Linked DNA regions of Homo sapiens: region 1 is linked to region 2. Evidence: chromatin loops called from intact Hi-C (ENCODE). Cell type or tissue: B cell. All regions are shown on one strand. Each heading gives the region's core, and the rest is flanking DNA. Links, peaks and the distances in the headings are about the cores only. Region 1 holds the start of LOC124904487 (a long non-coding RNA gene). Region 2 has its middle 9.6 kb from the start of FMOD.

Region 1 (15,621 bases), core at 6,916-11,915, 66 kb before region 2:
TTGGTTTTCTGTCCTTGCAATAGCTTGCTCAGAATGATGGTTTCCAGCTTCATCCATGTCCCTTCAAAGGATATGAACTAATCCTTTTTATGGCTGCATAGTATTCCATGGTGGATATGTGTCACATTTTCTTAATCCAGTCTATCATTGATGGACATTTGGGTTGGTTCTAAGTCTTTGCTATTGTGAATAGTGCCTCAATAAATATATGTGTGCATGTGTCTTTATAGCAGCATGATTTATAGTCCTTTGGGTATATACCCAGTAATGGCATCGCTGGGTCAAATGGTATTTCTAGTTCTAGATCCCTGAGGAATCGCCTCACTGTCTTCCACAATGGTTGAACTAGTTTGCAGTCCCACCAATAGTGTAAAAGTATTCCTATTTCTCCACATCCTCTCCAGCACCTGTTGTTTCCTGACTTTTTAATGATCGCCATTCTAACTGGTGTGAGATGGTATCTCATTGTGGTTTTGATTTGCATTTCTCTGATGGCTAGTGATGATGAGCATTTTTTCATGTGTCTGTTGGCTGCATAAATGTCTTCTTCTGAGAAGTGTCTGTTCATATCCTTTGCCCACTTTTTGAATGGGTTGTTTGATTTTTTCTTGTAAATTTGTTGAAGTTCTTCGTAGATTCTGGATATTAGCCCTTTGTCAGATGGGTAGATTGCAAAAATTTTCTCCCATTCAGTAGGTTGCCTATTCACTCTGATGGTAGTTTATTTTGCTGTGCAGAAGCTCTTAATTAGATCCCATGTGTAAATTTTGGCTTTTTTTTGCCACTGCTTTTGGTGTTTTAGACATGAAGTCCTTGCCCATGCCTATGTCCTGAATGGTACTGCCTAGGTTTTCTTCTAGGGTTTTTACGGTTTTAGGTCTAACATGTAAGTCTTTAATCCATCTTGATTAATTTTTGTATAAGGTGTAAGGAAGGGATCCAGTTTCAGCTTTCTACATATGGGTAGCCAGTTTTCCCAGCACCATTTATTAAATGGGGAATCCTTTCCCCATTTTTTGTTTTTGTCAGGTTTGTCAAAGGTCAAATGGCTGTAGATGTGTGGTATTATTTCTGAGGGCTCTATTCTGTTCCATTGGTCTATATCTCTGTTTTGGTACCAGTACCATGCTGTTTTGGTTACTGTAGCCTTGTAGTATAGTTTGAAGCCAGGTAGCATGATGCCTCCAGCTTTGTTCTTTTGGCTTAGGATTGTCTTGGCAATGCAGGCTCTTTTTTGGTTCCATATGAACTTTACAGTAGTTTTTTCCAACTCTGTGAAGAAAGTCATTGGTAGCTTGATATGGATGACACTGAATCTGTAAATTAGCTTGGGCAGTATGGCCATTTTCACGATATTGATTCTTCCTATTCATGAGCATGGAATGTTCTTCCATTTGTTTGTGTCCTCTTTTATTTCGTTGAGCAGTGGTTTGTAAGCAACCTGACCTTTCTTGTGCTGGCGGCTCCCTGCTTGCTTTTTGCCTCATTCCCACTCCCTGTCTGGAGTTGGGGGCGGGGTGGGGGATAAAGGGGGTGGGAGTGGTCAGGAACAGAGGGAAAGCAGCCGGAGGGGATTGATGGGCTGATTGAGCTGAGCATGAACCATCCCTCTGCCTGGCTGTGCCCTTCGACCTGCCTCAGACTAGAAGGCCTCATTGGTATTCCAGGCCAGGCCAGCCTGGGGAAGAACAACGAGATATATTCGGGTGCTTTTCAAAGCACCTTCATTTATTAATCCATTTTATCCCTCTGGCAGCCCTGGACAGACATAAGGTGAGAGACAGGCCTGAGGGCCGCGGAGGGCCCTGAGTCCGTGCTTGCATTCCTCCCAGCACATTGGCTCCCCAGGCCCCTGGAGTCTGCTGCCTCTTGCATTGGAGACCACCCCCATAGACAGCGGTGCCTTCTGTTGCTCCAGAGAGGAGACTTCCAGAAGCTTCCACACGCTGGCCTCATACTGAGGTGCTTGAGAACATGGACTCTGGTTCAAAATCTGGCTCTGCCCTCTACCAACTGTGGTACCTTGGCCAAATTCCTTAGCCTTTCTGGGTCTCAGAGCTAATACCTACCTCACAGTGTTGTTAGGGTGACTAATTGAGTTTTTTTTTGTTTTGTTTTGTTTTGTTTTGTTTTGTTTTGTTTTGTTTTTTGAGACAGAGTCTCACTCTATCACCCAGGCTGGAGTGCAATGGCATAATCTCGGCTCACTGCAACCTCCGCCTCTTGGGTTCAAGTGATTCTCCCACCTCAGCCTCCCGAATAGCTGGGATTACAGGCAGCCACCACAATGCCTGGCCAATTTTTGTACTTTTAGTAGAGACGGGGTTTTACCACGTTGGCCAGGCTGGTCTGGAACACCTAATCTCAGGTGATTTGCCCACCTTGGCCTCCCAAAGTGCTGGGATTACAGGCGTGAGCCACCGTGCCCAGCCTAATTGAATTAATACTTAGGAAGTGCTTAGAGCAGTACCTGATATGTAGTAAGTCCTGTGTTAGCGTTTGCTAAATAAATTGGTCCCAGCTCTGAAATATGGGATTGCACAGCTGCCAGCTTATCTTGCAGGTCTGGATAGCCCTCACAGGCTCCCTAGACCTCTTCTTCTCCAAGCCCTTCATTTGCTCAGTAAATATTTATTGAGCACTTACCATGTGCCTCTGTGTTTGGCATTGGGTTGGCTGTGTGAACAAAACAAAATGGTCCCAGTGCTCATGGGATTTATTGTCAATGCACATATCAATACATAATGTCAAATCATGCTGTATACTACTAAAGAATCAAAAAATAAGACACTGCAAGAGAATAACAGGGCAAACCTACTTGGGGTGTTGGGGGCTAAGAAAGGTCTATATGGGGAAATCACCTTTGAGCTCAAATCTGAAGGATGAGAAGGAGCAGGTATAGGATTTGGGTGGTGGGAAAGAACATTCCAGGTAGAGGGACCAGCATGTGTGGGTGCCCTGGGCAAGCAGGGGCATAACATGTAGCAGAAATGGGAGGAAGGCTGATGTGGCTAGTGCCAAGGACTGAGGGGCTATGAGAGAAGAGGTGGACGGGGGTGCAGATTTAAGATGTGGGATCACATGCTAAGTAGAATGTAAAGGATGAAAGGGCTTTAAGCAGTGGAGTGGCATGATTCCATTTGGCTAGATGAGCCCATCTGGCACTCAGGTGTGGTGATGAGAGATTGGAGAGAGTAGTTAGAAGGGGTCTGCAGTGATCAAGGCGAGGCTTGCTGCTGCCTTACATTGGAGAAGTGGCCATGGGGATGGCTAGAAGTGGGTCAACTCGAGGTGTATTTTGGAGGTAGAAGGCGGGGCTTAGGATTGTGTAGGAAAGCTTTCAGGATTTTAGGGGGTGTTAAGCTTGCTGGGACTCAAGGAGCTGGCAATGGGTGGGTGTGGGGGAATGAATTTGAGGGTGGAATCTAGGATGACTCCCCATGTTGTAGGCTGGATCACCTGGGAAGATGAAGATGAAGAATTTAAGGAAAAGAGGGTGTTTCCTTTCTTCAGTATCCCTAAACACTCTCTTTTGAATAGGCTCCATTTTGCCTCAAATGAAGATATGAAGTGCTGATCTTCTTTTATTCTATGAAATGGAAGACTCCTGAAAATGGGTTCTCGTCAGCACAGAGTGGAGAATGACTGTTGCCCATCTGTTCTAAATTCCATGCTTCCATCCCATAGGGTTCAGGGTCTGGGTCCAGATTAATCCTGGCTGTACCACTTGCTAACCACAAGATCTTAGGTAAGTTACTTAAATCTCTCTGTGCCTCAGTTTCTTTTTCTGCAAAATGGGGATAAGGTAGTACTTCTCCCCTAGGTTATTTTGAGAATAGCATGAGATTGTGCTATACTGTAAATATTTGTATAGCTGAAGAGCCAATTTCATTTCTGCCACCTCCTTGAAACATACCATCCCTTAAGACCCCAAGAACTTTCCTGCATCTTCCATTTCTGAGTCCTGCCTTCATCATTCTGGGCTCACGCAGTTGAATTTTTAAACCCAAGTTCAGGGCCTGACATTTATCCCTGTTAAATCTCATCCTGTTAGATGCAACCGTTGGCACCTGTCAAATTCCTTTTTATTTTGATGAGGAAGAGGTAGCATGATGCATGCTAAGTTCATTTTTGTGGCCATAGAAACATTCATGGATGTTGCTTTTGCTGTCTTCTTGCCTCCTGGTGAGTGGCCCCTAGCCTGGGTAAAGGCAGAGGCCAAGTTGGGCTGAGATGAGGGAGGCGAGGAGGCTCAGCTTGGCCCAAGGGCGATCCAGCACAACCATCCTGGTTCCCGTCTCCCAAGTCAGGCGCTGGCTTTGAGTTCTGAGATGCTGGGCCAGAGAGACCTGTTCAAAGTCACTTCGTGGGTTGGCCAGTGACAAGCCTAAGGCACAGGCCATGGCCCAGCTCTCTGTCCACAAGGCCCCACCACTTTATGATCTGACCTCTTTCCAAACCGCCCTGTCACATTCCCTGACCTCGGATCAGAGAAGAATGTGGACTAGACATGTCTCGCTCCACACGGCCCTCCGGCCTCTCCACTCCCACAGAGTGTGTATGTACCCACATGCCTCTAAGGGTAGCACCCCCCAACTCCCTCCCCCTCCACCCACACACGTACTGTGTCTGTGCTGGGTGAAACAACACAGCCCCTTCCACATTGGTTGAGGGGGGGTTGTGCTCCGCCCCACTCATGCTCCTCCTCTGACCTTTCCAAGGTCTCTGTCCCCACCTTGGAACTGATCTCACAGCAGCAGCAGGTGGCTTTGATGTTTATGCTTAACTGCACGCATCACTGAGCTTTCTTCCTGTGGGATTCTCTCTTCCTAACTTCCTAAGGGCAGGTAGATCTCCACCTTAGGCCAAGAGCTCCCTGAGGACAGGGGCTGTGTATCCCATGACTTCTTCCCCTATTCTCCAAGCACCTACTGGGCTCAGTTCATGGGGGGAGCTGGACTTCAAGGTGACCCCAGCATTTAGCAAAGGCCCAGAAGGACAGCCAAACCTAGAAGCCCTGGGAAGCAATAGCACATTGATTCTGCATTCCTCCCGGATTCCAGGGGAGTGGAGGTGGAAAGACACCCCCAGCCAGGCACAACAACGTGCCTTTGGTACCAGCCTCTGGGACTGATGGACTCATTGGTCCAGTGCCCACCACCACTCGCCCTCTTCCATTAATGCACTCCTTGTTCACCATGTATGCTGCAAGGTATTTTTCCAGGCAGTAGTTTCTTGGGAGATTGAATTTCCCTAATAAGTAGCCTTGCAAATAACTCAGAGGGCAGGGAGAGAGAGGAAGCTATCTCTCTAGATTCTAACACTGGCAATCCACAAATTAACCCTCACTGGAGCAACCTGCTCAGACTAGAGAAGGGAAAAAAGGTTCCTTCTCTAGAAGGTTCCTTCTTTTGCTAGTTCCACATTTCTCACATAATTCTTGGTTAATTTTCTCTGCCAACCTGTTGGTATGCCTTGGAGAAGACTGGGGGAGAGAGGGACTGAGATGAAAGAGAAGAAGAAAAGTGGCTCACGCCTATAAGCCCAGCACTTTGGGAGGCCGAAGCGGGCAGATCACAAGGTCAGGATTTCGAGACCAGCCTGACCAACATGGTGAAACCCCGTCTCTACTAAAAAAATACAAAAAAAAAAAAATTAGCCAGGCATGGTTGTGCATACCTATAATCCCAGCTACTCAGCAGGCTGAGGCAGGAGAATCACTTGAACCTGGGAGACAGAGGTTGCAGTGAGTCGAGATCGCGCTACTGCACTCCAGCCTAGGCGACAGAGCGAGACTCTGTCTCAAAAAAAGAAAAAAAAGAAAAGAAAAGTACAAACACTTTATATTTGTATAATGCTTTGTATCTTTTCAAAGGACTTTGCCTCTATAAACCCAATACTCATTACATGCTATCAGTATAGACCCATCTATTCATCAGACTTTTAGTGAGAGCCTACTATGTGTTGGGCATTATGCTAGGCACTTAGAGGGATGTGATAGCAAATTAGACCTGGAGGAGATAAAACCTTGGATAGGGAGACAGAATAAACAAATGATGAGGATTTAAGGTGGAAAAAGGGGTAATGGGGATCAAAGGAGGAAAACACCAACCCTATAGTAGAGTAGAAATAGCAAGCACTTTACAAAGGAAATGATAGCTGAGCTGGGTTGCTTCTAATAGAGGAGGAAAGGAGGAGCCATAAGGAAGAGTTCTTATTTTGTGTAGCCCAATTCTCCCTGCAACTGATGCTTATCAGTAGAGAGTAACCAGCATGGTGAAAGGCCTAGAAATCATAGTGTACTGGGAAAGGGTGAAGGAAATTTGGAGTTTGAGCTGGAGAAGAGACTTGGAGACAAGCGACACCCTTGTCATTATTTGAAGGACTGATGGATTCATTTATTTATTTATAGACAAGGTCTTGCTCTGTCATCCAGGCTGGAGTGCAATAGTATGATCATAGCTCACTGCAGCCTTGAACTCCTGGGGTCAAGCAATCCTCCTGCCTCAACCTCTTGAGTAGCTGGGACTGCAGGTGTGCACCACCATGCCCAGCTAATTAAAAAATTTTTTTTTTGTAAGGACAGGGTCTCATTATGTTGGCTGGTCTTGAACTTCTGAGCTCAAGCAATCCTCCCACCCCAGCCTCCCAAAATGTTGAGATCTCAGGCGTGAGCCACCACACTCGGCCAGGACTGATGGAAATAAAGACAAAGTAGATCCTCCCTGTGACTCCAGTGGGGAGACCCAAGGCCACTGGGTGGGAGGAAAATATTTTAGCTCAAAAGAGAAAGACAACATGTGATGCAGTGCAGACAAAGTAACCAGGGGTGTTTTCCCCTTTCCCTAAGAGGGCATTTGGCAATGTCTGGAGACAATTTTGGTTGTCACAACTGGAAGGTGAGGTGCTACTGATATCTAGGGGGGTATCTAGCCAGGGATGCTGCTGCTACACATTCCACAGTGCACAGGACAATAACCCTCCACAGCAAAGAATCATCCAGCCCCAAATATCAGAGTGCCAAGGTCAAGTAACTCTAATGCAGTGGAAGAAGCCCAGGCTTGGGGTTCTAATCTCTCATACCAGCAGTGCCATTTACTAGCCTTGAGACTGTGGGCAAGTTACTAAAACCCTCTTGTTATCAGTGTCCTCATCTGTAAAATGAAAATAATAGAACCAAACAAAACCACCGAATCCCAAATTCAGTGGGTTCTTTCTGAATAGTGCCCAGCAAAGTCCCTGGTATAGAGAAGGTGCTCCGTAGTGCCTGTTATTAAAACACAAGGAAGATTTTATTTCCTTTTCATCAGTGAAACTGCCTAATAATTGATCAGAGTGCCAGAGAGGTTATGAGTTGTAATGAGTTTTCTGTACCTGGGAATGCTCAACTTCCTGCAGGGACGTTATAGAGGGTTTTCTGGAGTAGGTGTGTCAGTCACTTGGTCCTTCTATTCTGGCATTTTTCTAGAGGCGGATCAAGACATCTGCATTGCTTTTTTGTTTGTTTGTTTGTTTGTTTGTTTTGAGACGGAGTCTCACTCTATCGCCCAGCTAGAGTGCAGGGGCGTGATCTCGGCTCACTGCAACCTCTTCTGCCCGGGTTCAAGCGATTCTCCTGCCTCCGCCTCCCGAGTAGCTGGGATTACAAGTGCCTGCCACTGTGCCCGGCTAATTTTTTTTGTATTTTTAGTAGAAGTGGGGCTTCACCATTTTGGCCAGGCTGGTCTTGAACTCCTGACCTTGCTATCCACCCACCTCGGCCCCCCAAAGTGCTGGGATTACAGGCGTGAGCCACTGTGCCTGGCTGACATCTGCACTGTCATAGGGGATCGCTCAGAGTGGTGGGAAAAACTACAGGGAAAGGATGCAAAACTTCTGAAAGGTCAGAAGGTTCTGCAGAGCCCTGGGGGAGAATGACTGAGGGCAGCTGTTCTATAACCCTGAGGCAGAGGGCAAGGAGCAGGTACAAGGGAGTGTGGGGGATTTTATCTTAAACAAGCTTGTTATGTTGACCAGGAACTGACTTTTGATCATCTGCGCACATGAAGTTCCCTGAAAGGGGAACAATAAATGTTAATTACCTACAGGTTGTGTTGGCTCCAGGTTTTTGGCATTGTGCCTGCACTGAATAAAAGCAAGCAGCTCCAGTTCTCGGGGCTGAACTCCGGCCACTTGAGCTGCTCTTACACTGTATACCTGTGTCTGAGTACTCAGTTCATCCACCAGTCAGGGTCTGTGGGACAGACTAGGCAGGTGGTGCCCCGTGTGAGGAGCAGCGCAGTGGATCATGATGGAACCCTCGAAAATGAACGTGAAGTGACTGCGCAGTAAGTAATCGGTGCCCGCTGGGGATTTCCAAGTTTGAGGGGATTTTCCAGCTAGGGTTTCATCATGGGACAACAGTTATCCCCTCAACAGCAACAGTGTATTGAAACAATTGCCTAAAGCTAGCAGAGCCTCAGTCTCAGAGATCCAATTAAAGGACCTGATGCAAACTGTTGTTTTCCATAACCCATGGTTTCCAGAAGAAGGTACACTAGACCTAGAGCTCTGGGAACAAGTGGGAAGAAATCTTAAACGACGTGCGCAAGGGCAGTAGGTCCCAGTAACATCTTAATGTTATGGTCCTAATAGGGTTGCTTTGGCCCTGCTCTTCATAGAAGAGCCCAAAAAGATAAGGGAAGAGGAACCACTACCCACTTTAATGCCTCAGCCTCCCTCAGCCTTGCCGTCACTGGCTAAAGATACCAAAGAGGAGACGGAGGTTTTCCTCCCCCTCCCCCCAATGAACTGGGAAGAAGACAAGCGATATACTACAGTTATGGGACCCTGCCTTAGGCAAGCAGCATTGGAAGGGGAACTCTTGGCCTGCCCAGTGATGCAAGATCAACAAGGCAATTGGGTGCATGAGCCCATTACATTGAACACTTCTAAGGAAATAAGAAAAAGCATTAGAGAAAATGGGGCCACTAGCCCATTCACAAGAGGATTAATTGAGGCAATAGCAGATAACTACCATATGACTCCATGGGACTGGTCAGTGCTAGCTAAAACAACTTTAGGAGGCGAGTCAATACCCCCTCTGGAGGGCAGAATATGATGAATTGTGTGAACAACAGGCTAACCAGAATCAATTGCCTGGACAAAACATCGGCTGCTATGCTCCAGGGGAGGGGTCCCTATGTTAATGTACAACAACAATTAAATTTTGTCCCCCAAGCCTATGCACAAGTGTCCTTATGCATCTTCAGGGCTTAGGACCAAATTCCCGAAGGCAGAGTTCAACAGGGATCTTTTGTAAATGTTCAACAAGGGCCACAGGAGCCATTTATTGAATTTATCCATCAGTTAACCCAGGCAATTAAGAGCACACATGGAACATCGACCATTCCACGGGTATCTCGTATAACCCTCAAGGACAAGCCATAGTGGAACGTGCCCATTCCACGCTTAAAAATATGCTTTAAAAAAAGGGGGAATATGAATAAGGACCCTACAACACTACTAGCACAAGTCTTATTCACCCTTAATTTCTTAAATTTAGATAATAAATTTCAATCAGCCATAGAAAAGCACTTTGCTAAAACCTCCCAAGATACAAAGCCTTCAGTGTTATGGAAAGATGTAAATAGTAATCTATGGTGCAGTCCACATGATTTGCTAACATGGGGAAGAGGATATGCTTGTGTTCACATCCCCTCAGGTCCTCTTGGGATTCCAGTGCAATGCATCAAACCATACCATGGCATGGCTGGGACCCAATGCAGTACTGGAAATGAAGAATGTGAGCCTGTAGGACCCGCAGCCCCGGACAATGCAGCTTCCTCGGACAACACAGGTCCCGGATGGGGAATGTGAAATAGACAACTGGGGGATGCTAAATAAGACAACTCAGGAGGCTAAGTGAATCACAGACACCATTCACTCCAGATAATCTGTTCCTTGCTATGCTGTCTGTTGTACATTGCAACTCTTGTAAGGATGCAAAGCTGGAACACAAGCTGTAACCGCTGCACCTGTCAAACCTGTCGCTGCACACATCTGTACGCTTCAATCAACTAAACCTGATGCAAAAAACAGAAAAGGGAGAGATGTAGGGGATCACTCAGAGTGGTGGGAAAAACTATAGGGAAAGGACACAAACCTTCTGAAAGGTTGGAAGGGTCTGCAGAGCCCCTGGGGAGAATAGCTGGAAGCAGCTGTTCTATAACCCTGAGACAGAGGGCAAGGAGTAGATACAAGGGAGTGTGGGGGGAATTGATCTTAAACAATCTTGTTATGTTGACCAGGAACTGACCTTTGATCATCCCTGCATGTGAAGTTCCCTGAAAGGGGAACAATAAATGTTAATTACCTTCAGGTTGTGTTGGCTCCAGGTTTTCAGCATTGCACCTGCCCTGAATAAAAGCAAGCAGCTCCAGCTTCCCAGGGCTGCGCTCTGGCCACTTGCACCAGGCAGTCCTCTGGCTGCTCTTACATTGCATACCTATGTCTGAGTACTCATTTCATCTGTCAGCCGGGGTCTGCAGGACAGACCTGGCACATTGTAGCCCTAGCACCCCATGAATCGAAGGGATTGCACTTTTCCAGAAACCAAGAACTGATTGGATGGGGGCTGATCAAAGTGGTATTAGAACCTTACTCCCTGCCTCTTAAATAATGCTCTACCCCTCCTAGCCCCTAACTCCTTGGTCCTGGCCTTTAATAACATGTGAGAAACTGAAGAAGGTCCCCAAAAAGTAATGCGAAGGACACAGAGGTCAGAAGGGGACAGAAGAAGAAAGGGGAGGCTGAGGGGAGGCCAGAAGCCCCGTGACAGATGTGGAGCAAGACATTGACCTGTTGATCCCACCGCCTCAGAGGCCAGCAGGAAGAAATGAGCCGCACTGAGGAAAGTCCACACAGAAAGTGGTTCCCAAGGGAAGGTGAGGGATTCCATCTGGGGGAACAGAAATTAGAATCAGCAACCAAACATGAGTCCAGGTTCTGGGCTCAGACCCTCGTGGACTGCTATTGAGGCACAAATGACAAATCTAAACTGCTATGGAATGGCATGAATGTGGCGATTTGAAGTGTTCTGAAATCTAGGAAAGGGAAGTGGGCAAGCCCCATGGCAGGGCACTCAGAATCTCCAGGAGGCTCTTCTCAGAGAACAAACACCCCACATGAAAACCTATTTGAGAATTACCCACCTAAAATGATGCTGAAGTGTAACTGCCTGAGAATGTTAACAAAAAATGATTTAAACTGAAAAGGTTTTTCATTTTTAGGTGAAGAAACAGATTCAGAGAGGTAAAATGAATTGTCTAAGATCATAGTTAGTGGCAGAACTGGAACTGAAACCTAGGGATATATATTTGTGAAAAGTTTTTTAAAACAGCGTGGCTGAGAACCAACCAATCGCATCAGACTCTCCTGTGTGCCTTGGTAAAATGCAGATTCCTAGACTCCACAGAGCTAGGGAATCAGAGTCCTTGGGGATGAGCCTTGGAAATGTATTCTTTTTTCTTTCCTTACCAAGTTCCCAAGAGCTAGAAAAGGAAATGTATTCTTAATAAGCTCACAAGGTGAGGTGACTCATATGTACATTAAGCTTCAGAGCCAGCAGTTTAGATAGGTTTGCTGATGGTAGACAGATGGAGTCCAAGACCTCTGAAGTGCCTCCCAGTCAAGGAAGCTGGGAATCTATGATGTAGGTACAGCATAGGGTAGCTGCAGCCCCCTCCCCTCTCTTTGTATAGAGGTCATCTCAGGAACTTCCAGGAAGAGTCAAATAAAGAGCTGTCACACACCCTAGAGCTGGAATCTGCACCCTCCACACCAACCCCTTTGCACAGCCTGTCTGCTCTGCATGATCCTGCAGCTGGTTACTGCAGCCTGGAAGAGCTGAGACAGAGAAGACAGACGTGGGGAGGGAGAATAACAATAATAAACAGACCTTAGACAAGAGGCTGCTGCATGGATCTCATTCAGCTGTTTACTCAGGACAATAGGTTATCTTGCGGGGGTCTGTTTTGGCTTGAGTGTGCCCATCAGTCCAGGCCAGCAGGCTTCTGCCCTGTGCCTGTCATTGCCAGGCTGTCAGGAGATGTGTCATAGTTTGCTTTTCTCTGAATTCCAATCACTGTCTACTGTTGCAGCTGAACCTGACTTTTTCAGATGTTGCTCACTGTCTGCTGTTACTGGTCCCCCATCACCTGATCCACTGCACCACAGAGTATGAGTTTGGGCAGGAGGGCAAGTCCACAAACCCAGGCCATGCAAACTGCCCTGTCCATCCTTCCCACTAAGCTCCAACTGAACTAGATGACATCGTCTGCTCCAATTGGGCTGTTTCCAATTCCCCAAACACACCTGGCACCCTCCCATCCCACACTGAGATTTTGCTCTTGCTGTTTCCCCTGCCTGGAAGTCCTTCCCCACATCGTCCAGCATATTCTACTCATTCTTTAGGGCCATGGCAGACATTGCTTGTTGCATAACCTTCATCTCTTCTCCCCTTCTTCATTTACAGTCCATTGATTTTGTTTAAGGAAGGGAGATCAATATGCCATCCTAAAAATATTGCTTCCAGGCTCCCTCGTTGCTAGAAGTGATAATGTAACACAGTTCTAGCCAATGGGATTTATGTATTTACTTATTTTGGAGACAGGGTCTCGCTCTGTCACCCAGGCTGGAGTGCAGTGGCATGATCTCGGCTCACTGCAGCCTCAAACTTCTGGGCTCAAACAATCCTCCCACCTCAGCCTTCCAAGTAGCTGGGACTACAGGCACACGGCACCATGCCCAGCTATTTTTTAATATTTATTTTTATCTTTTAATTTCCTTAAAATAAAAAAGGAAGAGACAGCTGGCCTGTGTCTGGCATGTGTGTTTTGTTTTTCCCCTTCTTGCTCCCTGGAAAGTCTAAGCCTGGGGGTAGAGTAGCCAATTTATAACCAAGAGGATAAAGACCACATGTTAAGGATGCTGGCCTGGAAGACAGAAGGAGCCTAGGTCCTTCATGACATCTTGAGGTTTGCACCGTCCTATCTCCACACTTCTTATAACAAGAGACAAATAAACCTCTATTTGTTTAAACCTCGTAGTCAGGTTTCTGTTACATGCAGCCAAATGCAGTCCTAACCGATACAATGGCTTATCTAAATATATAAATTTATTTATTTATTTACTTATTTAAAGAGAGATGGGGGCTTGTTTTGTGGCCCAAGCTGGTCTTGAACTTCTGGGCTCAAGCAATCCTCCCACTTCTGCCTCCCAAAGTGCTGGGATTACAGGCATGAGCCACCTCACCCGACCTCTCCCTCCATTTCTAATCATCCTGGCTGGATAGGCTCCTTCCTCCCTCTGTGCTCAGTTTGCCCCTAATTCCTCTCCCAGGGCAGTTCTCTCTCTCTTTTTTCTTTTTTTTTTCTTGAGACGGAGTTTCGCTCTTGTTGCCCAGGCTGGAGTTCAATGGCATGATCTCGGCTCACCACAACCTCCGCCTCCCGGATTCAAGCGATTCTCCTGCCTCAGCCTCCCGAGTGGCTGGGATTACAGGCATGCGCCACCATGCCTGGCTAATTTTGTATTTTTAGTAGAGAAGGGGTTTCTCCATGTTGGTCAGCCTGGTCTCGATCTCCTGACCTCAGGTGATCCACCCACCTCAGCCTCCCATAGGTGGGATTACAGGCATGAGCCACCACGCGTGGCCAATTCTCTTTACCTACATGCTCATTGTATATTAGTCTCAGCAACTTCGATGTGAGCACCTTGAAGGAATGAGCCTTCCTCTTCCTGGTAACTCCTCACAGGAGCACCTGATCTTCGGAGATGCCTGGTAGAGATGATTGAAAAGAACTGATCAGCATTGGCCTCTTTCCCCCAAGATCTACCAGGGTCATAGCACTCTGAGGATTATTTTGTGATATTTCCCCCATGGCCTCTCCATCAACTGCCCATACTCCATAAGTTTGTCCCCTGTCCTCTGTCCAGATCTAGACTCCAGGGCAGTGAGGCACAAGGGAAAACTATCCTATCACCTCTTCTATTAATAGAAACAATTAGGAGAGCAGATGTAGCTTGGCCTCCTAAGGGTCCCTCCTTCTGCCCTCCTTAAGACTGTCTGAGGGGAAGGGCAAGTTCTGAGGCTTCTTTAGAACCCCTCCCCCCACCATAGACTCTTGGAGCAGACAGTGTCATCTGGCTCAGTCTCCAGCCTTCAGCCAGGAAAATTCTACAGCTTTCAGAGCAGACAGAGAAGACTCAGTATCTCTTCAACCATCAAGATGGGACAGACTGTAAGAGAGCCCTGGAGGTAAGATGTTGAGGCTGTTTCTAGGCTCGGTGGCAGGCTGCTTGGCATCATGAAGGGGTCAAGCAAGATGCTACTCTGGGATCTATGGTATGTCTCCTTGAAGGTATGTCCTCTATGTAGGACCAGGGCTGGAGGAAGTTCTACATGTTTGTCTTCCCAGTAATCTACAAGCTCCTTCAAGGAAAGGAATGTCTTATTCATATTTGTTTCTCCCACCTAACAGGGCACGTGGCACAAAAAAGATGCCAATAAATATTTGTGGGCAGAAGAGAGGAAGGGAGGCCTTAAGTAAACTCAACCAAATGAGTTGCTAACCAGGATGCAAGCCCTGTCCTTTCCCAGCTCAGCCCAATGTTCTGTTGTGGGACTCCTCTGGCTTCTCCCTTAACCCTTCAGGCCCTAACTCGGACAATACCTCCTCTTTTACTTCTCCCTGCCCTTTTGCATGTCAAAGCAGAATTCATCATTCCGTTCTCCAATGGAATATTGGATATTCCATTACAGCCTTTAATCAACTGGATTGATAGTCTCTGCCTCTTCCTCTTCACCAATAGTCAGGGATGCTAGAGGGAAAGGCTCAGAGCCTGTTCCTCAGACTGGATGCGAGGACCTCCAGGTTACTTGCAGATAACAAAGGTCGCACAGCAAGGTAACTGGGATGAAGGTTGAGGTTAGACAGCTCTTTCCTGGGGTGAGGACGGAGGAGGGGTGAGTGGAGGAAGGTTGCCTTTGAGGAGGGCTGGCAGGACAAACGAGGCTTCTTTAGACCAGTGGGAATGTGCCATCTGGACAGGCTTGTTTTTCCTAAAACTCGTGAGGCAGCTCTTGGCACCAGAAGTCAGAACTGAGCCTGGGAGCAGGATGGAAAAGGTACCTATGCTGTCTCACCTGGGGCTCAGGGCTCCAGCATCATGGAAGGTAGAGTTGGACCTCTGGGCTCTCCCAGGCCAGTGGCTGCTGTAGGGCAACCCTGGGTCACTCCGAGTCCTTAAAAGTAATCATGGGGACCTGAGAGACACTTTCAATTTCTCCAAAGAACTCGTGGAATTTTCATCATATGGTAAGATTGAATAGGCTAAAGTAAATGGTTGCTTTTCTTTGCTTTTGGCTAGAATTATATCAACACAGTGTCCTCATGGAAAAATAAATTATTTGATAAATGCAGTTTGGTGGGTACAATTTTTCAAAATATGGGATCCTTCTTTTTGATGTTAAAAAAATTGGGAACCACTGGTTCCCCCAAATCTTTCTTTCCATAGATGAGAAGCATGAGGCCCAGATAGGTCACGCAGCAGGTCAGTAGCAGGCCTAGGGTTAGGACC
Region 2 (15,621 bases), core at 3,682-8,681:
TTCTGGAAGCTGTTTCTTCTCCTGGCCCTCCTGCTCTTGCCCAGGGACAGAAGATCCCAATTAGATATCCATGGTAGCCATTCTTAATCGATCACATCACTCTTTCCTGTTTTTTTTCCGCTAAAGCAAGACTTAAAATCCCCCTTGACACAGAGCTCCAGACAGCCACTACCAAACCATTACACCCAGCATGGGAACTGAATCCTATTTGCCATCTCTGCTTTTTCCATTTGGACCCCTCCCAGGCCCTGCAGCTGGGACCTCTAGCAAGGACTGCCCTCATTTTCCCCGCCCCCACCCCCGCGCCTTGCCCCATTTCACCAGGCTATGCCCCAAATATGGCAAGAAGCTCAAAGATGCTAATTATGACTTAAATTCATTTTTCCTTCTAATCTCAAAGACTTGCATTACTCTATCCATTTTAGGAAGAGGGAAATTTTGAGGAGCGAAGAATGTACAGGACTCTTATTTGACTTATGGTCCAAAGTTGGGGAAATAATCCCCTGATAGGCTGAGCAAAGTCCCAGAGTGTAACCAGAACCCCCAGCTACATCTGATTTCTCACCTACTAAAAAAGCAAAGCACATAAGCTCCATCTACCTTAGGGGCAATCCCAGTTTTCACTCAGCAATAAACTCTCATTTCACACTTCTTTCCTGCTGCTTGCTGCTAAGTACAGAGATGTCTATATATACATAACTACCCTTGCCCTAAATGGGCCCAAAGCCCACCCCCTGAATGTATGTTTGGGACACACTGACTTAATGCAGATCAAAGGCACTGGTTTCTTAAACCTTGTGTTTCAGAATCACCTGCAAGCTTGGTAACATATAGATTCCTAGGCTCCATCCAGTTCAAACCAAGAATCTCCTGGATAAGGGCCTGAGACTCTGTGTTTATAACTCCCTGGATCAGTAGTCCTTAAAGTGTGAACCCCAGCAGCAGCCACACCTGAGAACTTATTAGAAATGCACTAACAACTCCTCAGGTGATTCTGATGCAATTCCAGTCTGAGAACCTGTTGCCCTGGGTGGTCCTGGGTAGATTCAAGTTTGGGAGCCATTGATCCAAGGGACCCTGTAGAAGTCTGACTCCAGCTGTGGTCCCTTGACCCTATCCAGTGCAGCCCAAATGGTAGGGAGCAAACCCTGGGGCATCTTTAGTCTTCTCTAGGTGACTGGCCTGTTGAAAGGAAAAGGCTGGAATAGACAACTTCTCCAAGGCTGTTGATATACCTGGCAGCAGTTTCTGTTGGCCGCCAGAGAGCCAGCCAAGCAAAGGCCCTTCTGAAAGGCTCTATTCAAAGCTGTTAAATGAGCAAACAGAATCGCTTTTTTCCTTTCCCCTGCACCTGGAGCTGTGACCAGAACTGTTGGCAGCTGCAGCTGTGGCCCCACGAGAGGGCCGGGGCAAAAGAAGATCAATCCTTACCTGCTGGAGAGCTAGGCCCCTGAGAAGGGGCTGGCAAGAGGGTTCAGAAGAGGGAATGTACCCCAGATACAGGGCCAATTCCTCAGAGTGGGAAAACCCATTCCTTCTCTGCATCCCTAGCACAGTGCTTACATTCAGACAGTGCCTGGGAGGTGGGCTGTGCTGCATGCCCAGCAGACGGAGTCTCTAGGGGTCTCAGACTGTAGAGGACAGGTGGACAGGCTGACCACCCACAGACAATTCAAGATGGGAACCTATTCATGCCCAGTCTGAGTCAAGGCACTGTAGGGTTGCAGCTGTGGACCACTTCAGTTGCAGATAGAGCAGAGATTTGAATCTGCCCTGTCCTTCAAGGTCCACATCACATGTCCAGAGCAGGGCTTTGTGCTGCACTGACCACTGCCCAGAGGTAATGACATAGTCGTGCATCCTGTCTCAGGGCTCTAGCAGTCTAAATCATTTCCCCAAGGCCAGTACAAGTCTTGGTTTCTGGTTTCAACTACAGTTTATTTATTTAATCTCCCATCTTCTGATTCACTTGCGGACCAGGAATCAACCCTCTGGTATTCTATCAAATCATAAGGCTTTTACTATATCAAACTTGAAATCCAGATGGACTGAAACCCATCACCACTCATGTTCCAGGAAACCATTCTTACCAGCCGTATGCTTGGGTAGCCTTTGTGCCCCTTCCCGGATCAATCTCCTTATCTGTAAAATAGAAAGATACCACCAACTTCACAATACCCTTCCATCACATTTCAGTCACTTAACAAAGCTTAATTACCTACTTACTTTCTCCTTTAAGTTGAGAAGCCAGTATGCAAGGCCACAAAATGGTAGAAGTGGGGTCTGAGTCTGGATTTTCTGTCGCCCTACATAGAATATCATGCTAGTAAGTTGAATTGTGTGCCCCAGAAAGATAGGCTGAAGTCCTAGTCCCCTGTGAATGTGACCATAATTGGAAATAGGGTCTTTGCAGATGCAATCAAGTTAAGATGAAGTCATACTGGATTGGAGTGTGGTGTCTATAAAGAAAAAAAAGGCAGGTTTGGGTACAAAGATACACAAAGAAGGCTATGCGAAGACAGAGGCAGAGGTTGGAGTGATGCAGCCACAGGCCCAGGAGCTCCAAGGATTCTTGGGAGCCACCGGACGCTAGGAAGAAGCAAGAAAGGATTCCTCTCTGAAGGTTTAGAGAAAGGGGCCCCGCCCGTATCTTGATTTCAGACTTCTAGCCTCTAGAACAGTGAGAAAATAGATTTTTGCTTTAAACTACCCAGTTTGTAGTAATTTGTTCCAGCAGCTCTAGGAAACGAACACTAACATTCTCCCCCAGACCTGAAGCACCACTGCTGACCTTTCTGTGGCTGGCCCCATTCCCATCGGCAGCCTTTACCCTCCTGCTGATCCCCAACTTTATCTGGCTCTACATAAAATAACACCATATTTCACATGTGAACCATTCTTTTGTTTGTTTTTTAGAGACAAAGTCTTGCTCTGTCGCCCAGGCTGGAGTGTAGTGGCACCATCATACCTCCCTGCAACGTTGAACTCCTGAGCTCAAGCGAGCCTCCTACTTCAGCCTCCCAAAGCGCTAGGGTTACAGGCATAAGCCACCGCACATGATCAGAGTTTAAAGGCTTTTTGATCTCATTTTATAGATGTGAAAACTGAAGATCAGGGAGATTAAGGTGATTATCCTGTGATACCATGACAAATAAGTGGAAGAGCAAAGACTGAACCCAAATATTCTAACTCTTAAGCCAAAGTTCTTTTTCTTTAAATTTTTTATTGTGAAGTGTAATAACACACATATAGCAATGCACAAACACAAATGTATAGCTCAAGCAAAGCAGCACAACCCACATAAACACCATCTAGGTCAAGGAATAGAATACTGCCTGCCTCCCAGTTGCCCCCCTGGCAATCACTCTCCATTTCCTCCTAACCAAGGTAACCACTGCCCCATGCCAGGCCAGTGATTGGACGACGCATCCCATTTCAACCTCTGTGTCACTAAGAATCATTGGAGGCAGCAGTAAAAAGATGGAAGCCTGTATATGTACTGGGGGAACCCCCTGCTCTCCTTCCTTTAAGGCTCAGGATTTCCCTGAAGCTAAGCCTCTCTAGGGCTCTTCCCCATCGCTTTCTTTAGAGACGTCAAAACAAAACACAACACACAACTCTTCACTGGTCTTGACACTTTCAGAATTGTAAAAGCTGGGAGTGGCTGACACATTTTTTTTTTTTTTAAGCAGTAAAACCATAGACTTTGAACAAGAAGGGAGGGAGGAGATCAGAAGGTAGACCCCAGGGCTGGGATCATGGATGGTTAAGGAAACAAAGCAATAATTATCAAGTCCCTGAGAATAGCCTGTCCACCACATCCCCCTCCCTTCCTCCTACCAGAGACATCTCTGCTATACCAGCAGGGGTAAGCAAGACCCACAGGAGTTTAGTCTAATCTTGCCTAGAGGCAGGCGCAAGCCACGTGGCTTCTTGTCGCGCCTTCCTGTCTGAGTTTGTGATCCCTCTCTTCGCCAGGAGTCTGCGCGCCTGCTGTCAGTATCAGAGGATAGATAAGGCAGGAACAGGGGAGAGTAAGAAAACAGGGGCTAGTCAGAAGGCTCCAGCCAGGATATTGAGCCATCATTCCCTTGCCTGACTTCTGGAAAGTCACTTAACGCCTCTGGGCTGCAGATCCTGCCCTCTGAAGCGAGGGCAACGGGTCAAGTCCCTGTGGCAACACTGATGCAGACATAAGATGCTCCCCAGGTTCCCAGATGAAGAGAGAAAAACAGAAGGATCCTTTTGTAGTGGCAAGCCTCCAGCTCACACCGCCCCTGGCTGCCTCAGTGGAGACTCAATGCAGCTACTTCTGCAGATGCACCCACAAGGCAGGAAAGTGAGGGTCTCTGGAGGGAGGACAGGAGCTGGGGGAAGTGACAGCTCAACAGATGTCGATTACAATCAATGCCACTCTCTATGTGCTGGCAGGCCTGCAGCAGCCAAGGCACTGGAAAAAGGCGAGATCATTACAGGACTGGATGCAAAAGCTATCTCTGCTCAGTTGTCCTGTCTGTTTTCCTTAAGCCAGAGTGGGTTAGATCTCTAAGCCCATGGGGAAATTCATACTACCAGGGCTGTTTTCTGGAAAAAAAAAAAAAAAAAAAAAAAAAAAAAAAAACTATGGCCTGAGTTCCAAGAAGACTGGCCTTATGGGCTAGAAATTGGAAGCTTTCCATTTAGTTCTGATATCTGCTACTTAGAGTGTGCTTGAGCAAGTCACTTCCATTCTTAGTCTCAGTTTCTGCACCTGACAATAGTAACAATTTTTAATTTATTGAGCACATATTATGTGCTAGGTGATGAGCTGGATGCTTAATATGCATTCTCTTTAATATCTGTCCTTTCTACCTCACGGAGATGCTGTGAGGATCAAATAAAAAATATATTTCCTCAAAAACTTAACAGAATTACCAACGAACCAACAATGCTACTCTGAGGTATACACCCTCAAATAATTGAAACAAAACAAGCCACTCAAACACTTGTTCATGAATGCTCATAGCAACTTGACTCTAATAGCCAAAAGGTGGAAACAACCCAAATGTCCATGACTGTATAAACAAGCCATAGTATATATGGACAATGGAATATTACTCAGCCATAAAAAGGAATGGAGTACTGATACATGCTACAACCTGCATGTCCCTTAAAGACATTATGCTAAGTGAAAGAAGCCAGACACGGAATCCCATGTTTTATGACTTATTTTATATAAGATATTCAGAATAGGTAAATCCATAGAGACAGAATAGATTAATGATTGCCAGAGAATCATAGGGTGTACTTCTGGAGTTACAAAAAAGACTTGAAAATAGAGAGTGGTGGTGGCTGCACAACATTGGGAATACACTAAATACCACTGAATTGTACACTCTAAAACTGCTAATTGTATGTTATGTGGATTTCACCTCAATAAAAGATAGAAACATCTGTCTCTGTGGAAGTTTGCGCACTGTTTAAAGTCATGGCTCAGGAGCACAGTTTCCATGTGGAGCACCCTCTGCAGCTTGTCTGGCTTTTTTGGTTTTTGATTATTTACAAATAAATAACTGCCAGCTAACTCATTCCTCTAAAATGAGAAGGAATGGGGGCAGCTTGCCTTAACTTTCCCACACAAGCATATTGCAGCCATGCTCCACTACATATGGTTGAATTCAGCCTCCTGGGTCAGTGTTGTTGCCAAACTGCACAGGCATATGTTACCCATGCATACACTGATGTGCCCACAGACTGTGGTGCTCAGGAGCACACAGTTCCCACAGGGAGGCCCCTCTGCAGTAAGCAAATGTGCCTGAGAGCTCCTAATTGGCCCATCTCAGGCAATGGAGGATTATCAGTGAATATGATGAGTTTCTATTAACACCGAGCCACTTCATACACAGCAGTGCTTCATCAGGGCTCCAATAAAGGCGAGACAGGCTCCAGAGACAATAGCAAGCAGCAGGCCAGTGGAGAGTGGGAGGCTGCAGAGGCAGCAGCCATAATGCATTATGCAGGTGGCATTTGCTTTTAGCTAATTAATAGTGTGCCACACTCCCTGGCTCCTTCTCCCTAGCTGATCTCCAAGCTGATCTCCACTCCTGCCTCTCTTCAGGAGGGTCCCTGGAGAAGCAGGGATAAGGAGGGGAGCCAGGGCCTTGTAGGGATGGATGTGCACCATGGGAAGGAGGGGTGGCTGAATCATTGCTGCTCTCAGCACTCTGGGACTGGTATCCTCCTCCGCTGATTGCACTGGGTTTTATACTTTACATAAAGATCCCAGCAGGGCTGAGCAGACAGGGCAGTGTAGTGCTGTTCCTGACTCATCAGGCAAAGGCTACTTTTTTAGACTGCCAAGGAGGAGGAGTCATCAGGTCTCCTATATTCATCCCCCTGTCCCTCCTCAGGACACAGAGGTCTAGAAGGCATCTGGTTACCAACCTCTGGATCAGCTGCCTTGTTGATTCTGAGGTCACAGACCCTAATGAACCTAGATAAATTGAACCAGGTGACCCCTTTGAATTGCAAAGCTGAAAGAGGAAGTGAGTGCATGCCACTGGGCTCTTTTGCCCTGGGTTGGCGCTGCAGTTACCACACGAACTGCCAGAGGCCCTGCCAGCAGCACTCAAGGTTCCCTCGACCTGGTGGCCAAGCCCACTCAATTCCCGGATGCCATGGGCCTTAGACGATGGCTCCTTCGTGTCTCCTTGCATTTTTCCCAGGCCTGGGAGGTACTGAGGCTTCATGAGAAGCTCCTGGCAGCTGACGGCTGTACCAAACTCAATGGCTGCCATGTGGTTGCCTCAATCATGGCACAGACAGGGGTCTGGATGAGGTTTTGTGGGAAAGGAGAGGGAGCCAGTACAAGCCATTCAAACTGCTTGACCCATCGCCCTCTCCTACACATGTAAAAGGACACACATGTGCACACACACACACTCATCTCTGCATACAGAATACAGAAGAGAGGAGAGAGTTTGTCAGAGGTGGTCCTCTGTAGTTGGAGTGGCATCCAGCTTAAAGCCGGGAGAGAGAAGAAGACAGGCGGAAAAAAAAAAAGAAAGAAAGAGGAGGAGGGAGATGAGGGAGGGAAGGGAAGTAAACATGAAAGAAACAAGAAAGAATAGGAACACAATCTGACTTGCCTTTACCTACAGCCAGCAGGTGCTCCTTCCCATCCCTTCCTCTATGTTACATTAGAAGAGGGTCTCACACAGCAGAGAGGACACTAGTTAAAGCATCAACTTTGTCCCTGCACCCCAGTCACTTCTTCCACTTACTTAAAATGCTGGCTGATGATATCCCCACACATCTCTGAGCCTCCACGGGGCTCCCAGTCTAGGGTTGCAGACACAGGTCTCTAAGGATAACAGTATGATTAGGCAAGCACATGTCCCAGCTACTAACCTTTCAATTCTTTATTTCCTTCCAAATAAAAGCACTTGCTCATGTCAAATCCCAATAATTGGTGACGCTAGCTCCTCTCCTACAAATCCACAGTAGCCAGCTGCAGACCACGGCCTTTCCGACTTAGAGGATCGCCTCCTGCTCCCCGCTCCCTCCCACTCCTCACTGCCTCCTCCTCGGCTGCCTTCCTAGTCATGCCTGCGGCTCTCTTCCCTCCTGTTGAGGCAAGATGGTGTGTCTGGCAGCTGTTAACTCAATGCAGTTTATCAAACTGCTATCTACAATATCCTAGGCATGGGTGCAGAGCTGGGGGAGCTGTTCCTTCAGTAATGTCAGTACAAACCAGGGCCAAAGTCAAAGAATTAGGCAAGAATACAGAAAGAAAAAAAAGGATAAAAAGGAAAAGCCCTCCTCTTATGTACCCTCCAGGTTTGGTTTCCATGGAAACCTGGTTCTGGTGGACAGAGAGGACAGGGTAAGACAGGCCTGTTGCAGTAGGTAGGGTGGGTCCTGCTATGACCCACCACGATCCAGCGGGAAGCTGGATGTCACATGGAGACCCCAGGAGCAGATCTGTTGGAGTTGAGGCTTTCTGGGAGAGCTCTTTTTCAACTCGCATTCCCAGGTGGGGAGAGCTGACTCTTTCAGACAAGTATGGGTTGTAATGCAGGTCTCAGGGCAAATGCTGAGCGCCTCAGGGGCCACCTCTTTCCGCCATTGGTGAGGAGGGATCCTTGGCAACAAGAGAAGCATGGATGGTGAGGGATTGGCAGCAGCTGTGAGAAGCCCGGGAGAATCTTTCTGTATATTTCCCTGAGAAGGATCACTGACAACAGCTCCTGGTGGCCCTCAGGCAGGTGTTGTAGTCGAAAGAACCCTGACTTTGGTCCCAATTTACTCTATCCATTAGTTTATTCATCCATTCATTCATTGGTACTATATGCCAGGTACTGGGCTTGTGTTTAAATCTCAGTTCATCAAAGATTCAAATGATTAATTGAGGCTGGGCACAGTGGCTCACACCTATAATCCCAGCACTTTGGGAGGCCAAGGCGGGCGAATCCCTAGGTCAAGAGATCGAGACCATCCTGGCCAACATGGTGAAACCCCATCTCTACTAAAAATACAAAAAATTAGCTGGGTGTGGTGGCTCGCACCTGTAGTCCCAGCTACTCCAGAGGCTGAGGCAGGAGGATCACTTGAACCCGGGAGGTGGAGGTTGCAGTGAGCCAAGATTGTGCCACTGTACTCCATCCTGGCGACAGAGCAAGACTCCACCTCAAAAAAACAAAACAAAACAAAACAAAAACAAATGATGAATTGATTTAAAAGATTGAAATGATGTAGGTAGAGGACCTAGTCTAGAGCCTTAAAAAATATTCATTCCCTCTTCCAGTTCTCCAGAAAGAAGTCACCTCCTTCTAATCCTACACCCCACACCCCAGTGATCTCCTTAAACCAGAACACTCTTGCTCCTAGAAGATGCTATTTCATTGAAGTTAATGAAATGGGGAGCTGGAGAAAGAGGGGCCAATGGAGAGAGGGGTAGGTCTGAAAAAAATGTAGCAGGCCAGATAGAAATGCCTTAAGGTGGTGAAGTTTGAGAACTTTGAGGCTGGCTGCTGGCAGCCAGATGGGGGAGAAGCAAATTCTCCCACAGGGTGTGTTTCTTAAAGTGATTGGAAATTTAAGAAGTAGGAGATGGGGGAGGGAGTGAATCTTTCTGTATCTTGATTGAAGATCAAAACAATTTCTATTCTTGCAAATTCCCTTAGAAATACAGCCTCATAGGGATTGGGAAAGGAATTTATTTCTTCACAAAGCTTACCAAACAGCCTGGCTGGGAGCCATTTGGCAGTTTTCTCAGCAGGAAAGTTATGGAAGAAGCAACAGTGCCCCCCAAGAAGCTGCAGCAAAAGACATAGGGAGATGGGTATGCCAGTTCCTGCCCCAGGGAACCCTACAGCCAAGGTGCTTTCCCAAGATGCAAACAGACAGCTCTCTGAGCTCTCCCTCCAGTGGCTGAGGACCTTACCAGCCAAGAAGAATAGCCTAAAACTGTGCAACTCAAGTTGGGACAGCTAGAAGTTCATAAAACCCCAGAGAAGCATGATGGGTCTAGAGCACCATTTTTATTCAAGGATCTCTGGGGAGGCAAGGAAATTCTGTTGAAATAAACACTAATATTTGGTAAGATAAAATGCAAACTTTGCATGATTTGTTAACGTCAAATGTGAGATTTTGTCTTGAGCGGGCTGCTTTAGATTATGCCCCTTGATCACCTGGAGGTACACAATCATCCTTCTATCCCTTTCTGGTTATTTCTTAAAGAAAAGTTTGAACAACCCCTCTTTTCGGAGCTAGATGTTTAAAGATTATTTTAGAGGTCATTGTGTCCATCCCTCACCTCTGGATAGCACTCTCAAACCTGGCTACAGACTAAAATCATCAATCAATCAATAAAAAGGATGCCAGGCACCGTCTGCAGAGATTCTGACCTGGAGAGGAGCCTGGGTGTGGGTGTTTTCCAAAGCTCCCTGGTGGTTCTGATATGTGGCCGGGGCTAAGAACCATTCCTCCTTTATTTAGCTGAGTGTGGTGGCATGCACCTGTAGTCCTAGCTACTTGGGAGGCTGAGGTGGGAGGATCATCTGAGTCTTGGAGGTTGAGGCTACAGTGAGCCATGATTGTGCTACTGCACTCCAACCTGGGAGACAGAGTGAGACCCTTTCTCAAAAAAAAAAAAAAAAAAAAAAAAAAAAAGAGGGGGGAGCGAGAGAACCATCCCTCTTAAATGGAGGGCTGTACTGTCAGAAGCTTAGACGCTTTGGGTCTGTTAAATCCCTACTTCTGTTTTGTCTCACAAATGTCAGGTATGTCCTCTCTTTTTTTTTCCAAGCTGCCACCACCTACATTCCTACTAAAATAATCTTCCCTTCGATTTTTCGATAGATTAGGACATAGGGTCCTCCTTTCTACCCACCAACTAGTCTCTGGACAAACACCCAAGGCGAGCATTTTCTAAGCATCTAGCCTAAGCCAGATGTATGCTGGATACTTACAATTGTTTCACAACCACCCACTGAGATAGGTGTTAGTCATCCCTACTCTACACATAAGGAAACTGAGGACCAAAACAATTTAGGAAATGTTCTAGATTTCCAGAATTCAAAACCTTTCTGTCTGACCCCAAATCCACTCCCTTTCCAAGACAACAATGATACATTGGCTTTCCTAAATAGATCCCTCTTTTTAAGAGGTTTTCTTTATTTTAAAAAATTGTCTAACTGTTGCTTTACCATAAGGACTATACACAGGCAAACAGACAATGGAAGAAACTAGAGTTAAAGAAATCTCACACATTACTAGGGGTCATTATTCTGGGTTTTCACTGAACTCCAATGGAACTAGAATCCAAGTTCTTAGACCTTTGGATGGGCACATGGGATATGTCACGCTTCTCACCTTGAAGAAATGTCCCCACCCATCCCAGGTAGGAGCTACCCTGTCTCTTTAGCTCCAGGGAATTCATAATGATGCTACTGCTTAAGTGGTATTCTTGGTCAACTCTTCCCCCAACTCCAAACTTGATTTTTAAACTGCTAAGACTCAGGACATCTCTTCTGGGATGCTTTGTACTTGGCTCTTGGATGCTGACCTTTTCCATGACCCATTGTGATATGGTCTGGCTCTGTGTCCCCACCCAAATCTTATTTTGAATTGTAGTTCCCATAATCCCCATGTGTTGTGGGAGGTATTTCATGGGAGGTGATTAAATCATAGGGGCAGTCCCCCCATGCTGTTCTTGTGACAGTGAGGCAGTGAGTGAGTTCTCACGAGATCTGATAGTTTTATAAGGGCTTTTCCCCTTTTACTCGGGACTTCTCTCTCCTGCTGCCACATGAAGAAGGACATGTTTGCTCCCTCTTTTGCCACGATTATAAGTTTCCTGAGGCCTTCCCAGCCATGTGGAACTATGAGGCAATTAAACTGTGAGTCTTTTCTTTATAAATTACCCAGTCTCAGGTATTTCTTCATAGCAGCATGAGAATGGACTAATATACCCTGTGTAAGTAAGATATTTTCCTATATATCCCCTGAAGATATTTTTCCATAGCTGTAGACAGTTCTGTACCAACCCTGCCCTGCTCTCTTGCTCTTGTTGGGGGTTTGATGATTCCAGTCATCAAAAGTCCTGCTCTACCCTTGGCTAGCTTCTCTCTGGTTTAAGTTACCAAAGTAGATTTACTTGCCTCTAGTGAAAGCTAACTTCTTCACCTTTCATTTATTCAAGTAAGGGTTAGAATGGGCCTTCTACAGGCCAGCACTTGGCCAAGCACTGTGCTAACTTTTGAAGGCACAATGACATTGCCTCTTTCCTCAGGGAGCTTCCAATCTATTAAAATAACCAAGAGTGGTTGCTGCTGAAGGGCCATCACATGGCAGCCCCTCTGCTAGAAGCCTTTATTCTTTATCTCATTTCATCCTCCCAATGGCTAACGAGGTTACGGTTATTGTCCCCATTTATGAATGAGGACACTGAGTCTCATTGATACTTAAGCAATTAGCCCAAAGTCACAGAGCTAATCAGTGGTAGGGCTGGAATTTGAGCATATAACTACGTTCCAAGCCCATGCTTTTTCCTCTACACTGGAGATTCTATATAGCATAGTGGTTAGAAACTCAAACTCTGGGAACAGCCAGACTTAAGTTTAGAATCCCAACTTGGCTATTTAATTACTATCCAATGTTGAACAAATTAATTAGCTTTTCTGAACTTCAATTTCCTCATCTGTAAAAATAAGGTATGATAATACCTATCTCAGGGTTGTGGTGAGAATCTCAGAAATGATAGCTGGTATTTCAGCTAACTTAGAGCTAAACTATTTTAGAGCTAATATCTAGGACTGGCATTTTAGAGCTAATATCTGGGTCTGTTCTCCCCTGCAGTCATGTAATTTCCTTAATAGCATCCTGGGAGCTGGTCTGTCTTATGTTGGTTTCTTCCAACAGCCCTCAGCACAGTCTGAGGGACACCATTAGTTCTTGGCTCATTTGCAGAACAAAGGTGAACATCATGTACAGAGTCACTGAATGGCCAAATCCTCTAGCCTTCAGGTTTTAATTTATCCCCTCTGCCTCCTTCCTTATTCAGGTATCTCTCCCTGAACGGCCCCCCTTTCCTGACTCAAATACACTCATACCTTCTAGAAAGTGGTCTTCTGGGATCCATCATGTCATCATCATGTTAACAATATCAAGCATGCAGTAAACACACAGTAAAAATAAGAGATGCTATCCATTAAAAGAGAAAGGTTGTTCTCTACCTTCTTTTTAAGCAGCTTATTGCTAAAAGGAAATTATAAGCCCTCAGGCATCTTCTAGAACTTGGAAGTTGAGGTCTTTCTCCTATTGCAGTTCAAAGAAAACAAGTCTTTCTCCAGCTCCAACATCTTCATGGCTCTCATCCTTCTGGAAAGAGGACACTCTCCATGATGAGGACTTCTAATGGCCCTTTGGTGCCAAGGGAATAGGAGAAAATATCTCTCTTGGAAGCTTTGGGACACCATTGTTGGGTGCCAATGTAGCCAAGAATTTCCATTGAAACATCAGACTAGGAAAAACTCCCTCGCTGGCGTCAAGAGTTTTCAGGATGGGCCAGCAGCGGGGTCTGGATTATATAATATCGCCATGGTCATCTTTCTGCTGACCTCTGTATATTCAATTCAAGAAATCTGGTTGGGTGGGTTTTCAGTCACACCCTCTTGCCCTCCACCTTCCCTGAGTTATCTGGGATCAGAGGCTGGATCATAAAAACAAGGGTTGTTGAGTCTTGTGGGGGATGAAGAGGAAGAAAAGGGTTGGTGGCCACAAGAACGTCACTGTGTCTTTGCTGGTGGGAACTTGAGTCAGAAGGGACTTCATTTCTCCCAGACAGGGTGGGTCCAGCATCAGAGGCAATGAGCTTTGCCTAGTGATTGTGGCTTAACCTGTACTTTTCTGGGTAGGGAGGAAATAGCAGTGGCCTGAACCCCTGGAAAGTCTAAAGGTTTTCCTGGCCTGGTTGGTGGTGGTTTTTCCACCCAGCATTGAGTACTGAAGACAGACATACTCTGTGGGGAGCCAAAAATACAATTCCTTTCATAACCCTTTACTGATTGCCTACTAAGTGCCAACGCATTGTGTGCCCAGCTGGGACAGGGGCTACAGAAATGCATGACATTGCCTTTCTCTTTAGTTTATTTTCAGTCTAGTGACTGCATAGTGCTGGCTAGACACCCCCTAGAAGATACTGGTGTCCTCCTTCACATGTGGACTCCCTCAGCAAGCAATCTGGTGGACATCAATATCTCATTCTTGGCTTCCCATGTTGAAGGCAAGCTCTGAGGGCCTAGATCCAGGAACCAGGCAAACAAAGCAGCAGTGGCCAAAATGGAGGTAGAAACCTCCACTAAAGGTTAGAGAAAAGAACTTTTGAACAGTGGGTGGTTCCCTGAAACTCTGCCTTCTGACCTGGTCCCAATCATCCCTTCCATCCTTCCTTCATCCCAGGCCTGCCTTGGAACAGGATGGATAGCTAAAGACCTGGTGCACATCTCACCACTTTAGAAATGGCCAAAAAACCCCATGGAGATACTGTCTTTTTGGTGGTGCCCGGTTGGGAAGAATCCAGTCACTATTTGGTTCCCAGACTTTAGTAACTTTCATTGTTAGTAAATGCAGAATTAGTCAGCATGCTGGAATTTAAAAAAATAAACATCTGTACCCAATGGTGAATCTGTCCAGGCTATCTAGGCTCATTTAAAAGTGTTTCCCAGGCTCGGTTGCCAAGATCAGTGTCCTCCACTGAAAGGTGACTGCTTTCTGGACTCAAAAATGACTAGAAAGTTATCTGTGCATTATTCATAAGCATTTTCACAGTAAGGCCATTCTGCTTCACTCATGAGGTCAGAGTTTGCTACATTCAGATCTGCTTTATTATAATCAGGCATTATACCGAAGCCTTCTTTGTGTCTCCAACACTTAGGATCATGCCCAACACATAGTAGATGCTCAAATTTATTAAACGGAAATGAAATATGGGTGGGATGAGGAAGAGAACCCCTATACCCCAGCCCCATCTCACTTTAAAACCCCCCTGCCCCCAGATTCAGGCAGATTGGTCAATCGTAATTAATTAAGCTTCATCTTAGTCGAGGCCAGCCTGACAGCAGGGTAGTCATTGCCCCTCCACTTTGCCAATCCTCTGTGCTAGAGTTAGAGAAAAGTGTGTGGGCTTTCAAGTCATGTAGACCAAGGTTCAGATCCTTGTTTTGCCACTTACCAGCTAGTCACTTTATATCACTAAAACCCTAATTCCTTGGCTGAAAGCAGGGTCAAAAATAAAAAAAAAAAAATCCTGACAGAATGAGGTGACATAACAGAGGCAGGTCGGAGCCACTGCTGTCACCATGACCCGCAGTAACCAGCATGAGCTTACTGGCTAGAAAAATAGGAAAAAGCAGAGTGACTCAGTTAAGGGAAAACGTCGAGATGACGGGCTTTCTGCTGCTGCGGCAAGCAGAGGAGCTCAGAGACCAAGCAGCAGGAGCAGAAGAAGGCAAAAGAGAAGAAGGAGGAACCCGAGTAGCTTTGTGGCTTCATGTCCAACCCTCCTGCCCTTCGCCTATGTGACTGGAGCCAGTCCCACCACCCTCACGTTTCCTCCTGCAGTGCCCGCAGGTCCCCGCACCCATGGCCTCCTTTTGCCCTGAGTCTGCAGCGGGTCCCTTTTGTGCTTCCTTCCCCTCACGTAGCCTCTCTCCCCCTGGCCCCTCCTGGAAGTGGCGGGTGGGAGGTTACCCCTTCCCAGTGTTTTTTTATTCCTGTGGGGCTCACCCCAAAGTATTAAAAGTAGCTTTGAAAAAAAAACACTAATTCCAATGCAAAATATCTACTGTTATCTTTGATAACATAAGTAAACCACCTAGTCTATAGTAGGTGGTCAGAAAAGGCTCATTCATTAGGTTTCATCTTTTTGAAATCTCTTCTTAAATTCTGAGAATGGGTCCCTGACAAGGCCCTTTCTGACAGCCCACACGCTAAGTCAAAAGCTCAAACCTATTGGAGAAACCAAAAGGACCATCTGCCTCGACACTTCTAAATTCTTCAAATTCAAGTCATCTCAGGGTTTCTCAGTTGGTATTTTTTTAAGATAAAGGTGTTTCTTTGATGTTGGCATAAGCCAGTTAA

What was found. Hi-C counts contacts between places; a loop is a spot of excess contacts. Peaks named below come from ENCODE experiments on the same cell type or tissue, not always from the same donor. Only the 100,000 strongest peaks of a DNase experiment are listed, where the experiment ranks them.
Region 1: it touches region 2 in a loop (3-fold over the local background); 9 of 110 quality-filtered maps call a loop at or near these places.

What each region holds. Positions count from the first base shown.
Region 1 is chr1:203,421,784-203,437,404 of GRCh38, reverse strand. LOC124904487 (a long non-coding RNA gene) reads left to right here and starts at 8,157. Exons shown (of 2, transcript XR_007066805.1): 1 at 8,157-8,327; 2 at 9,677-10,359. RefSeq lists an enhancer at 8,225-8,494. In B cell, for the core only: no CTCF peak of the experiment used is centred there; no DNase peak of the experiment used is centred there; H3K27me3 peaks cover 700 bases.
Region 2 is chr1:203,352,953-203,368,573 of GRCh38, reverse strand. It overlaps the pseudogene LOC100131747. Among named protein-coding and RNA genes, the nearest start is that of FMOD, 9.6 kb to the right of the region's middle. In B cell, for the core only: no CTCF peak of the experiment used is centred there; a DNase peak (open chromatin) is centred at 6,523; H3K27me3 peaks cover 460 bases.